Linked DNA regions of Homo sapiens: region 2 is linked to region 1. Evidence: chromatin loops called from intact Hi-C (ENCODE). Cell type or tissue: pancreas. All regions are shown on one strand. Links, peaks and the distances in the headings refer to the core of each region. The heading gives the core; the rest is flanking DNA. Region 1 has its middle 75 kb from the start of MIR4475. Region 2 overlaps LOC105376030 (a long non-coding RNA gene).

Region 1 (5,379 bases), core at 71-5,070:
GATTCCCAATTATTTTGATATTCTGTGTTTTTGCTGAATTACCAGGACCCCCTTGGTAGCTGGTTTCTCTGAAGTCTCCAGGGAATCATGTCAGGACAGAGACCAGCCTGACTGTCTAATCTTAGCCCACAGGAGTGGATTTGGTCACCTCCTCTCCCCAGGCCAACTCCCAGAATGTTTGGAGATTTCCAGAAGGGTTGTCTAGGCTTAACCTCTCTCTAAACAGCAGCATCCTTCCCTCCACTCACCCATCACTCTAACAACACACATCCCGTAATAAGCAATGGGAAGCATCAGCAAGAGAAGCCAGAGGAACAAACTTACAAATGTGACCTTCATCCCAATTCAGAGATGTGTGCCCTCCAAGGTCTTAACCAGTGACCTCTTGGGACCACATATGACCAACCTCGCACCATCATGGTCAGAGGGCTCCAATCAGGGAGGCTTAAGAGCCATTGGGATCATTTGCAAAGCCCGGCCTTAGGAGAGAAGGCAAATACCAGCACTGCATAGAATTACACATGTGCAGAAGGTGAGGAATCCCAGATCAGACCACTCTATTCTCTCCAGTCTCAAAAGAAGGTCACACAGTCTCCTGAGATGAAAAGAGAACACAAAATAACAACAATAAAGCTATCTTACATCAAGAATTTGTACTCCCAGCTCTATGCAAGTTAATCTTTGCATTTTTAGCATTTCATTCTTACAACAACCTATGAGTAGGTACTTCTATTATCACTAAGTGCCTGAATATCCTGGTTTGCCAGGACAGCCCTGGTCCACGCCCACTGTCCCAACGTGCTTATTAAGAGTGCCAACTTTCACTCTCAATAGTGTCCCCATCTGGATGACTTTAACAGTCACCCTAATTATTATCCCCTTTTGTAGGTGAAGAGACGGAGGTTCAGAGAAGTTAGGTGACCTCCCCTATGTCACACAGCTGGGATGTGGTGGGGCTGAGACTTGGATGAAGTCTGTCTGACTCCAGGGAGAGCCAACTCTCCCTGGTAGTGAGGTGCAGTGAAGAAGGGTACAGCCAGACAGGGGAGGCAGGGGTGAGATTACCACCCCCCCTTTCAGCTTTACATTCCGAATATTTCCGAATAGACGTGTATCCCCTTTTGCAAATCTCCCCCTAAAAATAAAAGCCAATACAGTTTGTGATTGGGATATTCTCACAGACAAAGACAGTGAGCATTAGAAGAACAGAAGGAACACAGTCCAAGGTGTGTAGAGCTCAGGGACTCTCAGCTCTGAGACCATGTGAAGGAAACCACCTCCCCCAGCCTGCTCAGGCAGCATCTGGCCAGGTGCCCCAGAGCCCTGTATGTCTGTGCAGCCCCTTCTGCACCTGCCGTTGGTTGGGGGCTGGCAGAAATGCAGCAGAAAGGGCCCTGCGGGAGTGCCTGCAGCCTGGTGGCTGTTCTCTTCCACTCTTCCTCTCTGAGTGACATCTCTTCATCTGTGAAATGGACCTGGTAATCCATGACCTACCTGCTTCCTGGAGTTCTGCAAAAGGGAACTAAAAGGAAAAGCTGTGTTTAGGGGTATTTTCTAAAAGCCCAACCACAGGAGCCAACCAAGCCATCAGCATCCCTCTACCCAGTGAACACTGTCCAGGCCCTGTGATGTGGTCACCAGGGCCCACATGTCCAGAGCAGGCTCAGCTCAGCTGTGGGGTGAGCGGCAAACAGGGCTCATTTGGTTTGGGGTGATACGTTCTCCTGTTAATAGGAGATTCCCAACCCATTCTTTTTTTAAATTCCCCTCATAGAAGGTGTTGTTTTTTTAACCTTCAAGTAAATTTAAATGTAGTTCCCACCTGGGAGGAAAAGAAAACTGCAGCACTCAGCTCATAGTGTATTGATCATGTTTCAGGCCAGACACTCCAGCTGCAACATGGAAAGAGGAAGTGAAGCTGAAAGGATGGCATTGACGGGGGGGGCCCCATGGCGCAGGAACAAGGGCATGATCCCACTTTCAGCCCCTCCACTGGAAGGTGACCCCTCCCAGCTGAGGCAATGCACACACAAATCACCAAACCTCCCATGGAAAATAAATCTTTCCTCCAGGAGCACCCTCTCCCCTTGCACCCTCTCTAACAGGAGGCAGCATGGCAATTTCCAGAGGAATTTTACTTTGAAATGACAGTGGGACAGAATGGGGGCCTCTGGGCCGCTGCTGGGAGGACTCCATGAGACCTCTCTGCTGAAGAGAGATCCCATAGTTTCTATAAACAGCATATGAGGCTGGGCAATACATGGAACTGGGTTAGGAATCCAAAGGCCCAAGTCTGGAATGTGAAATCTGTACAACTTAACCTCTAAGTCTCAGTTTCCTCATCCATAAAATGGGACCATTAAACCATACTCTGACCGCATCCCAGAATGGTGAAGCCTCTCCAATCCACGAAATGGTGGGGAAACTGAGTCCCATAGGAAGGGGTTTCATGATTCACCTACCCTCCAGCCTAGTGCTTTCTCCTTTATCCCTTCCCCTCTTTTCATACTCTCAAAAAAGATGCTCTGTTACTTTGTCACCAGAACACCATTCTTGTCATATCTGGAGTTTGATTCAAATTAATTTAGACAGAAGGTCTTTGGAGCTATTTTGTCCCCAATGAAGGATGCCCAATTCCTGCCCTCCCCACTCACAGATTCTGCACAGCCTCTCACGTGTCAGTCCACCCTGGGTCACCCCTTCTCACCCATGAGACATCTGAGGTCACACTTGACAAGAATTCCTGGGCCACTGCAAGGGCATGGCTCAAAAGAAGCCCAGTGCTTTTCTCAACTCACCTTCTCAAAAGTGCACCCTTATCCCCACAAAGAAGCCAGGAGAGCAAGGTGATGCCTCCGAGGGATGCCATTTACAGACAACCCTTAGCAGTGACAAGAGCAGGGCGATGACCTTCATAGGAATCCCTCGTAGTCACATTTCAGCCCTGGCCCAAGACAGGCTCCACTGACTCCTGGACATAAATTACTTGTTCATTATCAGGCCCCGACATGGGGAAGGATGTCGGCAGCTCGGTTGTGTCTGGCGTGGTGGCAGGCATTCTCAGGCTGGTCTGCCACTGTCCATGGTGCTGCTTTGTATGGGCCGGAGCTGCTGCCGTCCTCACCAGGCAGGCTCAGGCCGCGAGCCACCCACCAGCTTCGTGTTTCACTCAGGCAGCCCTAGAGTCTTGGGTGCCGGGTGGCAGAGAGAATACACAAGTGCACACAACAGGGTGGCCAGGGATAAATGGAGATGGAAATTCAGCACCAATGTCAAGCCGCAGAGTCTGACTTAATACTTAGAGCCACCACTTATAGAGCCTTTGCTATAAGCCAGGTACTAGGCTAAGTAATTTTACATTAGTTGGGATCCTTTGGTTGCAAGTGACAGAAACCCAGCTCCAACCAGCTAACCCAAAAGGGAAATGTTATGGGCAGTCCCTCAAATACTGAAACCACAGGAAAAACAGGAATGACGCTGGACCACGAGATAACTGGAACCAGGGATTCAAGGGCAATCCAGTGTCTCTCTCTCCTCCTCTCTGCTTCTTTCCAGGTTGTTCTTTTCTTTTTTTCTTTTTATATTTTTAGACAGAGTCTCACTTTATCACCCAGGCTGGAGTGCAGTGGCACAATCTCAGCTAACTGCAACCTCCACCTCCTGGGTTCAAGCTATTCTCATGCCTCAGCCTTCCAAGCAGCTGGGATTACAGGTGTGCACCACCACGCCTGGCTAATTTTTGTATTTTTAGTAAAGACGGTGTTTCACCGTGTTGGCCAGGCTGGTCTTGAACTCCTGACCTTAGGTAATCCGCCCACCTTGGCCTCCCAAAGTGCTGGGATTGCATGCATGAGCCACCACACCCAGCTGCAGTTGTTATTTTCTGATGGGTCAGCTGTACCCCACCCGGGCAAGACCAGAACCCAATGTGCAGCCAACTTCAAGCTTGCATCTTTTATCTTTACAACAGACAGGGGAGAGCCCTTCTTTCTCCAGCTACAGTATAAAATCCCAAGGACAGACTCTGATCGGCTGCATTCAGTCATGTGCTCTGGCCAGGGAAGTGCAGTGCCATGACCTGCAGCCCTGAGAACAACTGGGAGCACTTCCTGGGAGAAGGGAAATGCTCAACTGGGCAGAAAAACCATAAAGTTCACACAGATGTTGCACACATTATCTCATTATTCCTCACAACCATCCTGTGAAATAGGCACTATTATAATACCCATTTTGCAGGTGAGGAAACTGAGACTCAGAAAGGGTAAATTATCTGCCCACTGTCATCCAGTTAGAAAGTGGCAGGGCCAGGGATCAAATCCAGGTCAGCTGGACCCCAAAGCCCAAGCTCTTTGCCTCCACTCATGAACATAGACTTGGCAACTTGAAGGAGACACTGGAAAACCTTCCCAGTCTTAAAAATGCTGAAAGGTCTGAGCTGAGGGTTCGGTTCCTAGACAAGGAGACATGGTGGGGATGGGGAAGGGAGGGCGGAGCAAAAGCAGAGTCCTCGGTCCACAGGCCTGGTCTGTGGCTTCTGGGTTGGGTCTCTTCTTTTTGCCATGAAGGGATGGTTAGGGCAGAGATTAAACCAGAGGAGAAGGTCCAAGCAATAACCCAGGTGAGCTCAGGGGCTTGTGTGGGCTCCTCCACCTTGATGGGGGTCTGCTCCATTGAAAAGCACTTCTCTCCATTGCATGCCTTTCTCCTGCCAGAGGCTTTATGCGTAGAATAAGAGGTCCTCTTGAGAGGTAGCCTGAGAGGCAAACAGGAGAAAGCAGCCCTGTATCTGGCCACTTGTGCTAGAAGGGGAAAAGCTGCAACACTGCCCTATGCCACCCCTCACCCACCAAAACACACACAGCAACAAGAGGCTCTGAGAGCAGGGAAGAGCCATTCCTCACTTTGGCCACGACTTTTTTAGAGATCATTTTCCCCCACCATCCCTCCCTCACCACATCTCTTCTCTGTCAGCTGTTTCGTGGAGTCAGCATTTTACACAATCCCAGAGAGGAGATCAAGTAGGACTAAAGCTCCCATTTCATAGAGGAGCAAATTAAGGCCCAGAGAGAGTATAACTTTCCCAAGGACACACAGCTAGTATGTGATTTTAATATTTTTGTCACCGACATCAACATCTTCTCTTCCCCAGATAAAATAACAATAGTTCAGTAAAACACATAGCAATATTTACTCAATCTCTGTAAAATTGTGCTGGCATCTTTCCCCAGGTGGGGGCTGGGGTGCAGCAGGGGCCCCTCGGGGCTGCCTTTGGTTGTCTGGGATACACAAGGAAGTCTCAAGTGAAACTGCAGTTACCAGGGAGGATTGTAGAGCAACTCGCCTGGGCACTGACTCTAAGGGGAACATGGAGACCTGAGC
Region 2 (5,379 bases), core at 331-5,330, 56 kb before region 1:
CAAGAAATATCATTGAGTACCTATTATGAGCCAGGTCCTGTGCTGGGAGCTAGCAATAGCGAACTGAACGAAATAGGTACTGTCCTTGTCCTCCTGAAACGTGCAATCTGGTGGAAGAGACAATAATCAATTAAGCAAATCAATAAATTAAATAATTACAGACTCTGATTAGTGTTTTAAAGGAAATCAGTGGAGTGCTATGAGCAATGGTTCTTGAAGTGTGGTCCCCGGACCAACAGCTTCGACATCATCTGGGAGCATGTTAGAAGTGCAAGTTCTGGGTACAAAAGCAAAAATAGAAAGAATGCATAAGATCTAGTATTTGAAAGCACAACAGAGTGACTATAGTCAATAATAATTTAATTGCACATTTAAAAATAACTGAAAGAGTATAATTGGATTGTTTTCAACACAGGATGGGGCTTGAGGTGACAGATACCCATTTACCCTGATGTGACTATTACACATTGTGTGCCTGTATCAAAATATCCTACATGCCCCATTAATATGAACACCTTTTATGTACCCACACAAATTATAATTTAAAAACTAAAGAAATGCAAGTTCTCAGGTTCCACCCCCGACTTACTGAGTCAGAAACTCTAGGGTGAGTGGGGCAACAACCTGTGCCGTAACAAGCCCTCCAGGTGGCTCAGGTGCATGCTCAAGTTTGATGACCTCCGATACAGAATGATGAGGCTGCCAAAAGCCTCTTGACTGAGGGTGGTGAAAAAGGCCAGCCCGAGGAAGTGATGCTCAAAGAGAGGCCTCAGGAATGAGGAGGACCCGTGTGAGGAGTTGGAGGAAAAGTGTCCCTGGCTGTGTGGTTTTGGACCTCAGTTTCCTTATCTGTGTATTGGGGATGACAATAGTTTCTGCCATCATAGGGCTGTAATGAGGACCAGTGGCTAAAGGGCTTAGCAGGCTTTGCAAAAAAGTAAGCTCGCTGTTAAAGATTATTTTTCTTATTTAGCATATGATGCCACCAGGTCCCAGCTCTTGGGGGACCTGCAATACTAGGAAGGTGGCAAGCAGGCTTCTGGGAGGCCCAGTCTTCAGGGGTCTGTGCTGTAGTGTCAATAGAGTCAGGACCTCAGATACAAGCAACAAAGCTTCCAGGGGTCTCATTCCAACTTCCACTTAGCATCGGGCTCCACCCTCCATCAATTTTTTTTTTCTACTTGCAAACAACTCCAAAGTACCAGGGATTTTGTGCATTTTTAAAGCAGCACAGATCCTGGTACATCATCCCAACAAGATGACGTGGGACACTTTCATCTTCAGGAAGAATGCTTGGTTAAAAATCAGAGAAGTCCCATCTGTCCAGCCGGTCAGCAGCCATGCCATGAATCTTGCCCGAGAGCCCAAGGTGCACGGTCGCTGACCTCAGGGAGCTTGTGACCTAGTTGGGGGATATGAGACACACAAGCAGCTGCACAAAACACGAGGTAGAAAATGCTATTAGGGAGATGTCGAGCATTCAGGGGACAGGGAGATTGATTCCTGCTGGGAGTTTGGGGACACCTTCCTGGATGTACGTTCCCTCGAGGACATCCATCATTTCTTGCAGGAGCTTCCAAGTCTAAAGAGCTTATTATTCCCTCCTACACCACTTGGGACTGTAAATCAAAAAGTCCAGTTCATAGAAATCTTCAATTCTTAAGCAGAGAAGAGAGAGGCTCAAAGTTGGTTTAAACTCCCTGCCAGCCCTTTGGAAGGAGAAGGGGAAGAAGATCTTTGAAAGCTGCCTCTGTTGTGTTTATTTCACGATCAGGAGGTCCTTAGGAAATATCTAGACCAATTCTCCCACTGTAGAGATGAGAAACTGAGGCCAGAGAAGGAAGGGATGTTGCCAAGGTTACCTGCTGAGTCAGGGGCAGTGCTGGGACTGGAATCCCGGCCCTGTGGCCTCCTGTGGGGGTAGGAGCTGGGGCCGCAGGAGGTTTGCCTGAGAACACTGGCCTGGACTTGCTACCAGGACCTCCTGGGACCCCTGTGCTGGGTCTTTTTGCTCTCATCAATTACCACCAATTTCTTGTCCCTGCATCCAGAGCTTAGGCCCACCCAGCTAGAACTGTCTTCTGCCCCAGGGGAGCCAGACAAATGCCCAGAGACTGAGGCAGGGGCCAAGCCTCTTCCTTGTGTACTTCCTGCTTTTGCCCTGTTTCCTGGCCTCTGACTGCTTCCTTAGCCCTTGCCCTGGACTTTGGCCCCAGAGGATCTGGGGCCATTGTGGGGTGGGTACAGTTTCTGTACCTTCTGCTGCCAGTGTCTGCTCCCTCCAGACCCCAGCTCATCCGACTCATGCTCCTGTCACGTCTCCTCTCCCTTGGCCTGCATGGACCTCTCACCGCGTAGGTCCTTGGCTCTCACCTGGCTCTTCTGGCCCAGTAAGTGATGCCCCTGCTTCCCATCCTTCTACAGCTTCACCAAGAAGAAAAACACCCACATAGCATCGAGAAAAACTACCACATTTAGCCTCGCTTTAAAATTCAGGTAAATTAATACAGCTAGAAAAGAAAAACAAAAATGTAGGCTTGATTAGTGAAAATTTTACTACTTAGAATTGATGACATGAACTGAGGTTAATTGATCATCCAGGTAACAACACTTATTTGCATCATGACCACGTGTCAGCATCACTTAGTTATGAGTTGAACTTGATGATACCACTGAGCTCAGGTAAAGTATCCTGGGCCTTCATATTTGCCACATAGTTTTGTCACCTGCTCCCAGTTTTAATAGTTTGGAAATGTTTGGCCATATTCCAAAGTCATGGCAGTTGTTGTGGTCATGAAATTATGTTAAAGGGTAACACAGGTCATCTATATCAGCCTCAAACCCAGGGAGGGAATCCCACCCACACCTCGCTGGGAGTGGTCACCCAGGCCCATTCTTGAGGATTTCTGGTGGCAAGGAGCTTGCTATCAACAAGGAATTCTGATCTTTGAGTAATGCCAATTGAGTGGAAGTCCTTCCATAGATAGAGTCAAAATCTGCCTTTCTGTGGCTTACACTATCAATTACATCATCAATTACACCATCAATATTGGTTGTGTTGATCTAGACGTTAGTGAAAAGTCTTCCACATGACAGTCCCCTCAGTATTTTAAGATGCTGAGATTGTGAGACCCCAAGAGGCAGTATAGTATAGTGGATAAGAACCTACTTATTTGGGTTCAAATCCTGGTTCTGCCACTCACTAGCTATTATTATATTGATGGAGTTATGTACTCTCTCTATACCTCAGGTACCTTAACTATAAAATGGTGACCATAGTGTTTACCTTTTGAGTTATTGAGACAATTAATGAGCTAATATGCCTAAGTGCCTGGAACATACTCAGCTCTATGTGAATGTTAGTTACCGCTCTTTTCTTAGTCTCACAGACTAACTATTCTCCATTTATTCCATTTTTCCCCTTAAAGATTACTTAAAGCTCCTTCATATGGAAACACCTTAGGAGTCCTGCAAGTTTCTCAAATTGGGTACAGAAAACAATAAGGCATTGTTATAAAATTAAATGAGTTATTTCAAGCAAGGCTCTGAGTACAGTTGCCTGAAACATAGTTAGCCTCAATAAATACTTGCAGTCATGGTTATTGGTGCTTATTGAACTATTCTACAATAGAGACGAGAAATTAATGATATACATGTCTCAAATCTAAGTGACTTTTGAATAACTTAGACGTGTACCTAAGTGAAATGTCTTAAATAAAGACTAGGCATGTGTGCAGAAAACTGCTCTAATTACTCAGCTCCTGCAGACACATTCCCGTCTTTGGAGACTCACAAAGTCTCAGTTACCGTTTCCCCTCAGGTATCGCGCTTCACGGTGATGAATGGGAACTGAAACTTGGAATGGAAATGCTGTTTCCATGGGACTGCGGTGGCAGCAGGAAAGGCATTAGATTAGTGTTTGAAATGCACAGTCTTGGAGAGGAAGCCGGAAGCTGCCTTCAAGAACACCCCCAGCTCAGCCCTGAGACTCATGGAGGGAAAGTCTTTCACCAGCAGGAAGGAGTTCCAGGAGCATCAGGGATCGATCTCGGGGCCACCTCCAAAGCAGCAGCTCCCGATACAGCTGTTCCAGACACAGCAGCTTTTTCCAGATAAATCAACCTTGCTGTCTCAGAAATCCCAGAAGCAACAAATGCTATACTTTTTTCTCCTTTTTGCCCACATCTTTTTGTTGTTGTTTTGGCTGTCATTGTTTGAGTGTGACTATATTTCACCTAGACTGCTGCATGCATTATCTCATTAGATTCACAATGCTCATCTGAGGTTGGTAGTTTTATTCCCATTTTACAGATAAGAAAGTTGAGACAGATTGTTCACAACTATTTCAATTCTCACTTTTCCACACTCTGAGAAGATGTGCATGGCCAGACTAGCTTTGACCAGTGGAATGTGAATGGAAGTGAAAGAGCTCACTTTAAGGGCAGTGAGTGAATTACCATGCCCTGTTCACATTGCCTTGGTCATTGCGGAAGGAGTAACAAGAAGTTTCCATAAACCTGGGTTCTGGAGTTACTACAATGAATAGAGTCCCCAGCAAATCTTTAATGAACACGCAGCATGAGCAAGAGATCAATCTCGGTCATTTTAAGCCACTTAGATTTCAGAGCTGTTTGTTACTGCGGCATAAGCTAGATTATCCTGACTGATACAGAAGTGTTCCATACCATGCCGAAGGTTACAGAGGTGTGGAGCTGAAATTTGAAGCCAGGTTTGTCCTATTTTAAAGTCTGTGCTCCACCCGCTACATTATTACACTGCCTCCTTTCTTTCTACCTCCTTAGTTCTCTGCCTCACTGCCTCCTCACCCCAGCCTACCCACTGGGCAACTATGCTCAGAGTGTAAAAGGGTCTCACTCCACTCCGCTTAGCAGGAAGCACTTCCCTGCCCTCTGGAAACACTCCTGGGCAACCATGGTTTTTACAAAGGCACGCTGAACTCCAAAGGCAGGGGCGGAAGTGGATGGAATTGCCTCTCACACTGTTCTACCCTCTTGTACTTGTTGCTCTCCTTCCCATCCCGAGGGATCCTTCCCCAGAAAACTCCAGTCTCACTGGGTTCCTCATTTTATGTCTCCTCAGGATTAAAGGCTGGCACTCAAGGCCCACCGTGAACCAGTTCCTGCTTCCTTTCTAGTTTTCATTCCTGTCTTTCCTCTGCATGAGGTCCCAGGCACAAACATGTAGGAATTCCCTCCTCCCTGATCCTTTTCATCTTCTGACAGTCACACACACGCGTGCACACACACACACACACACACACACACACACACAACACATCAGTTGCTCCGTCCCTCCATTCCCAGCCCCTAGTCCTCGCCTGCGTCTCAGTGTGAGTCACTCTGCATCAGCCTGGTCTAT

Evidence for each region. A loop is a pair of places that touch in the nucleus more often than their neighbours do. Peaks named below come from ENCODE experiments on the same cell type or tissue, not always from the same donor. Only the 100,000 strongest peaks of a DNase experiment are listed, where the experiment ranks them.
Region 2: it touches region 1 in a loop (6-fold over the local background); 1 of 110 quality-filtered maps calls a loop at or near these places.

The regions. Positions count from the first base shown.
Region 1 is chr9:36,746,217-36,751,595 of GRCh38, reverse strand. No RefSeq gene overlaps it. Among named protein-coding and RNA genes, the nearest start is that of MIR4475, 75 kb to the left of the region's middle. RefSeq lists a silencer at 3,030-3,149. In pancreas, for the core only: no CTCF peak of the experiment used is centred there; a DNase peak (open chromatin) is centred at 3,089; H3K27me3 peaks cover 260 bases.
Region 2 is chr9:36,802,667-36,808,045 of GRCh38, reverse strand. All of the region lies in intron 2 of LOC105376030 (a long non-coding RNA gene), which reads right to left. Among named protein-coding and RNA genes, the nearest start is that of MIR4475, 18 kb to the left of the region's middle. In pancreas, for the core only: no CTCF peak of the experiment used is centred there; no DNase peak of the experiment used is centred there.